Linked DNA regions of Homo sapiens: region 1 is linked to region 2. Evidence: read pairs that join two places in POLR2A ChIA-PET (ENCODE). Cell type or tissue: endothelial cell of umbilical vein. All regions are shown on one strand. Each heading gives the region's core, and the rest is flanking DNA. Links, peaks and the distances in the headings are about the cores only. Region 1 overlaps MCF2L2 (MCF.2 cell line derived transforming sequence-like 2). Region 2 overlaps LAMP3 (lysosomal associated membrane protein 3).

Region 1 (2,917 bases), core at 124-2,623, 110 kb after region 2:
ATTTCTTTTGCATAAGTGTTTGAACAGTTCGTGCCAAGGACTATCAGTGTTCTCCACACAATTAGAAGTAGAGTCCTTAGCATTTTGGGGTCTAATCATATTAAGCAACCAACTCCAGAAACCCAAAAACCAACTAAAGAAATCTATCCTTCTGTAATCCCAGCACTTTGGGAGGCCAAGGCAGGCGGATCACGAGGTCAGGAGACTGAGACCACAGTGAAACCCCATCTCTGCTAAAAATACAAAAAATTAGCCAGGCATGGTGGCGGGCACCTGTAGTCCCAGCTACTCGGGAGGCTGAGGCAGGAGAATGGCATGAATCCAGGAGGCGGAGCTTGCAGTGAGCTGAGATTGCGCCACTGCACTCCAGCCCGGGTGACAGAGTGAGACTCCAGCTCAAAAACAAAAAAAAAGAAAAAAAAGAAATCCATCCTTAAAATTCTGTTCCTCTAGAACCATTCCCAGTACCAAAATCTGATTAAAAAAAAAAAACAGGCAGAGGAAGGTGGAAGGACTAGATCTTTCTCCAGTGCTGGATGCTTCCTGCCCTGGAACATCAGACTCCAAGTTCTTCAGCTTTTGGACTCTTGGACTTACAACAGTAATTTGCCAGGGGCTCTTTGGCACTTGGCCACAGACTGCAGGCTGCACTATCAGCTTCCCTATTTTTGAGGTTTTGGGACTCAGACTGGCTTCCTGACTCCTCAGCTTGCAGATGCCTATTGTGGGACTTGGTATCTTGTGATTGTGTGAGTCAACTCTCCTAATAAACTCCCCTTCATATATTCATCTATCCTATTAGTTCTGTACCTTTAGAGAACACTGACTAATGCCGTGGGGTTAAGCCAATCGTCTAGTAGGTTCATAAAATGCTAAAAGCAGATATAAACTTAAAGACGATCCAGCTCATCTCTTCATTTTACAGATGTAAAAACAGAAGTAGAAATAGAATTGGAACCCCAGTTTCTTGAAACCCAGTGTTTGCATAATACCATGCTAATTTCATTCTAATTTGTGTTTTATTTAATAATCAGGAAACAGTTCAAATAGAGGCCCAGGGCTCTGAAACATTGCCCAAGGTCTATGGCTTTTGCAAAGCAAGTACTGTTTCTGCTACTTTACCTAGTTGCTCTTGGCCTATGTTTGGGGTGCATCTAAAGAACTGTTTGCTGATTATTAAATAAAACACAAATTAGAATGAAATTAGCATGGTGTTATAAAAACACAGGGTTTCAAGAAACTGGGGTTCCAGTTCTATTTCTACCTCTAGGATACAGGGTAAGTCACTTCCTTTCTCAGATTCTGTTTCTTTGTATGTCAAAGGGCTGGATTAGATAAACTTGACTTCCCCTCTTGGCCCTCATGTATCATTCTATAAATATGTTATCATTTCTAATAGACTGTTTGATGTAATCTTTTGTCTAATGGCCCCTGCTTTTCACAATAAATGAAACAAAGGTCACAAGACTTTTATTCATTTGCAACCCTGATTAACTAACAGTTAATGTGTAACTGGAGTGCCACATAGAAACAGAAAGGAGAAGGGGAATGGATTGGGTTGGAGAAGGTGAAGTCTGACCTATCCTCTACAAGAGGTACAGGGTTTATCCAGGAAGACAGGAGTGCCATGAGGAGTAAACTCCAGCAGGGGCTGGAGTCATGGCCACACACAGGGCCTTACAGGATCCAGGCTGCCCAGAGCAGAGTTTGGATGGGGGCTGGGAGGCTGGGGGAGCTAGCTGAGGAGATGGTTGTCATGCCAGGCCACGAGTGTGGATGAGTGCTGGCCAGGGGAGGTATAGGAGATTGATGGGGCTGTGGCAAGCAGGGCAGATACCCTTCCAGGAACCTGTTTCATTAAACACAGAATACAGTCCTGAGGGCTCGGTCTCAATACAGTCCTGAGGGCTCGGTCTCAGGAAAACATGTTCTTAAGTTTTACATCCTTCTTCTGTTTTGATTAGGTGTTTCCTGATTATAAAATAAATTCCTAGAACTGTTAATGGTAACAACACAAAGCACTATAGACCCATACGAGGATCATATTGAAACCAATGACATTTAAGAATAAAAGATCTGATGAATATGAACACTTCCCTGGTTCCTAGGAGGATAACAGTTGAGTTTTGCTCAGGTAATCTGCCTTCTCTTCCTTCTTCTCTGCTTTGTATCTCAGTTTCTATATTTTGTCTTACATTAATAGGATTTGTTCTCATTACCCTGATGATTTTATGGTAAACTACCTCAAATTCTTTTTGGAAGAAGATGGGATATAAATTATTTTTAAAGTTTATCTGAATAGATGTTCTTCAATATCACACAATAAATAATGACAATGTAACTTTGTGCATATAGCACTTTAAGAGATTGATCATAAACACAATCCTATTAATCTTAATTCAAGTTAATAATGCTTGCATTTGTATGGCATTTTAGGTATTATAAAGTTTTTTTTAATTGTGGTAAGATATGCATAAAATTTACTATTTAAACCTTTTTGAAGTGTATAGTTCAGTAGTGTTAAGTACATTCACAATGTTGTGTAACCATCACCACTAGCCATTTCCAGACTTTTTCATCATCCCAAACTGAATCTCTGTACCTATTAAACATGACCTCATTCTCCACCTCCCCACAGCTCCTGGGAACCTCTATTCTACTTTCTGTATGAATTTTCCTATTCTAGGTGTCTCATATAAGTGGAATCATACAATATTCATCCTTTGGTGTCTGGCTTATTTCACGTAGCGTAATGCTTTCAAGGTTCATTCATGTTGTAGCATTTATCAGAATTTGATTCATTTTTAAGGCTGAATATCTTCCATTTTATGTGTCTACCACATTTTGCTTATCCATTCTTCTGTTGATGAACACCTGGGTTGTTTTCACCTTTTGGCTATTGTGAATAATGCTGCTA
Region 2 (2,917 bases), core at 327-2,826:
ATATACATTTCTGTTATTTAAGGCATCCAGACTGTGGTATGTTACTAAGACAGTCTTAGCAAACTAATACACCCTCACTCCTTTTTTTTTTTTTTTTTTTTTTGAGACGGAGTTTCGCTCTGTCACCCAGGCTGGAGTACAGTGGTGCCATCTTGGCTCACTGCAAGCTCTGCCTCCCGGGTTGACGCCATTCTCCTGCCTCAGCCTCCCGAGTAGCTGGGACTACATGCGCCTGCCACCACGCCTGGCTAATTTTTTGTGTTTTTAGTAGAAACGGGGTTTCACTATGTTAGCTAGGATGGTCTCGATCTCCTGACCTCATGATCCGCCCGCCTCGGCCTCCCAAAGTGCTGGGATTACAGGCGTGAGCCACCGTGCCTGGCCTCACTCCTTTTCTTAATTTAATTTCAAACTATTCTTATTTTGCTGCAGTATTTTGGCACAGTGGCCATGCAGTTTGTTTTCATCTTGCTCATGCTTGAGCGTGGCAGTCGAGATACTCCATTTCCTATGATGCCGTTTGGGTGAATTATGGTCTTTCTTTCCATTGCATCTGAGATCAGTTAATGTTTCCCTTTGGGTTAGATATTTGGATTCTATTCTCTTTTTTGTAGCATGGAAACTAGCTGCAGCCTGGAGCGATCGTCTGCTTTGGGGTTTCTTCCCCAGTTCACCTCCGTCTGTCCCTCCCTTTACTCTTCCCAGTCTTCCTGGGAGCCATTTTCACTACCCTAGGTTGGAAAACGAAGAAAATAAAGCAACCCACTCTTTTTTTTTTCCTCCAGGTTTAGTAATGGAGGAGTTCACAGAATTTTTTTCCCTCTCATCACAGGCTTCTTAGGGTGAATGTGTGTGTGGTTAGGAGGGGAGGCAGGTGAGGAGCCCAGCTCCACTGCCCCCTCTGCTCTCCACCTGGAAAGTGGGCAGGACTGTGAGTAAATTACACATCCAAGCGTTTATTTACTGGCCATTCCAATGAAACCTTTGCTTTTTGTGGTTACCAGAATGCTAATTCAAATTAATTCTAAAAATAATCAGTACTGGGGTCGGGGGAATAGATAGCAGGAGTCCAAGCAGTGGCCATCATCCAAAAGAACTCACTGAAGAAGGTAGGGAGGAAAATTAAATTTAAGTGGTCATATCCCTCTATACTTGATTTTAAATTCTGCTTCTTGTTTCATCTGCTAGGGGAGAAATTTCCACATGCTAGAAGGTAAATCTTACATTAATCATTCTGCAGAAGAGTGAGTGGCTGGTGAATAAACACCTTGTCCTCTGCCCTACAGAACTTTCGAGTGCCCTTAACACTGGACACAGGGGAGCCTGGAGCAGGTGCCAGTTTGAAGGAGGAGGTGGAAGGAGATCACAGCTCTCCAAAGCCAAGCTCTTGCTGTTAAGCCCGAGTCTCTTTGGGGAACTCCCGGGTCCTCATATCAGATTGTCATCAACATCTGTTTTAAGAGGGAAACAGACATTTTCTGACACTCTGGATGTCTTCAGGGGCTCTTAGTGCTCTTTTGAAGCTGCGGTGTGCCCTCCCCACAGCCCCAATTCTAAGAAAACAAGGAGAGCAAAAATGCCTCCTGGGAGAGTCAGTACATTTCCTAAGTAGGCAGTAGTTTTAGAGTTGTTGCCAAATTTCATAAATGTCATGTTAAAAATAATGAATGGCACCTCTGGAAAATTTGGAAAAACAAGAAAACTTCCAGTCAGTAGAATCAATTAAGAACATACCTCTCCTTTTTCTCTGAATGAAAAACCCCCATCAATGTAATAGGAAACCATGAATAACATCCTAAGCCATATTTTAATAGAATTTTTCCCTCAGATATCAACCGTCCCCCATCAGGAATGTACTGCTTTTGGTGAATGTTTGCGTAAAAGGGAAGTGAGTGATCCTCCAGGCAGGTCTACCTCTTCCTGCTTGCCATTCCATATTGTCTCCCTGCTCTGTCTCCCTCCTGTCCTGCAATGGTCCAAATGGACACATTTACAAGAATAAAATAACATCAAAGAAAAGCCGACAAACCCGGAAAAAAGTAGCTAAGAAGGCAGACAACACATGAAATTGAAGCAACTGAAGGGCTAACATTTATTGAGCCCCTCCTTTTTTGCCATGATCTTTGATATGTGCTTTAAATTAAAAAAGTGAAATAGGCAGTTTCCTAATTTTTTAAACTGATAATACATTACAATAGAGTAGGATATGTTTTTTTAAAATAATAGCATATTAAGATCATCTATAATTTAAGTAAACAAAATTTGGGTAAAATCCAGGAGTTTAAAATCATTTTGTAATCAACTTTGAAATGCATTGGTTTTTTTAAAGTAATGTTTTTAAAAACTGAAAATCAGGACTCTTGAAAATGTATAAGAAAAATCAGTCAATTTGTAAACGTCTTCCCCACAATTCTCCCTCCGGGTTTTCGCTTTCTCCCTTCTCACAAGCACCCCACTCATGTCTCTGCCTATTGCCCCTAATTCCGGAAGCCAGCACTGGTATATTCAGGTATGGCAGAGGGCATCAAGCACACCTGGCATGGCCTCCCCAAAGCAACAGGAGGAAGTAGGGGAGGTGCTGTTTCCCAGCACTGCGGTAGCCCTTTGGTGGAAAGTTAGGTTTCCTAATCAGCTCAGGAGGGTGCAACAGGCAACGAGACAGGTCAATCCTTTCACTTCAGGCTGAATATGATGCTGGAATTCCCAAGACCTTAACTTTGCACATTTTGAAGAAAGTGGGGCTTTACATGCGTTCATATCCTCTACTGGGCCTCTTTCTGGCCACCAGACATGCGGTTAGCAAAATGACAAGCAGTCCTGTGATACTCAGGCCCATGGCCACAGGGATTTCTCTCCTGTTTCTGTCACTGAAGCATTCATCCGCTGTAATTGAAGTCAGAGTAACAAGTGTTACAGA

The links. Peaks named below come from ENCODE experiments on the same cell type or tissue, not always from the same donor. Only the 100,000 strongest peaks of a DNase experiment are listed, where the experiment ranks them.
Region 1: POLR2A ChIA-PET joins it to region 2 with 5 read pairs; 3 of 35 experiments call an interaction of 5 or more read pairs at or near these places.

The regions. Positions count from the first base shown.
Region 1 is chr3:183,243,726-183,246,642 of GRCh38, forward strand. The region is part of intron 15 of MCF2L2 (MCF.2 cell line derived transforming sequence-like 2); the gene reads right to left. Among named protein-coding and RNA genes, the nearest start is that of B3GNT5, 8.1 kb to the right of the region's middle. In endothelial cell of umbilical vein, for the core only: no CTCF peak of the experiment used is centred there; no DNase peak of the experiment used is centred there.
Region 2 is chr3:183,130,074-183,132,990 of GRCh38, forward strand. All of the region lies in intron 5 of LAMP3 (lysosomal associated membrane protein 3), which reads right to left. Among named protein-coding and RNA genes, the nearest start is that of LAMP3, 31 kb to the right of the region's middle. In endothelial cell of umbilical vein, for the core only: no CTCF peak of the experiment used is centred there; a DNase peak (open chromatin) is centred at 1,888; H3K27ac peaks cover 2,312 bases.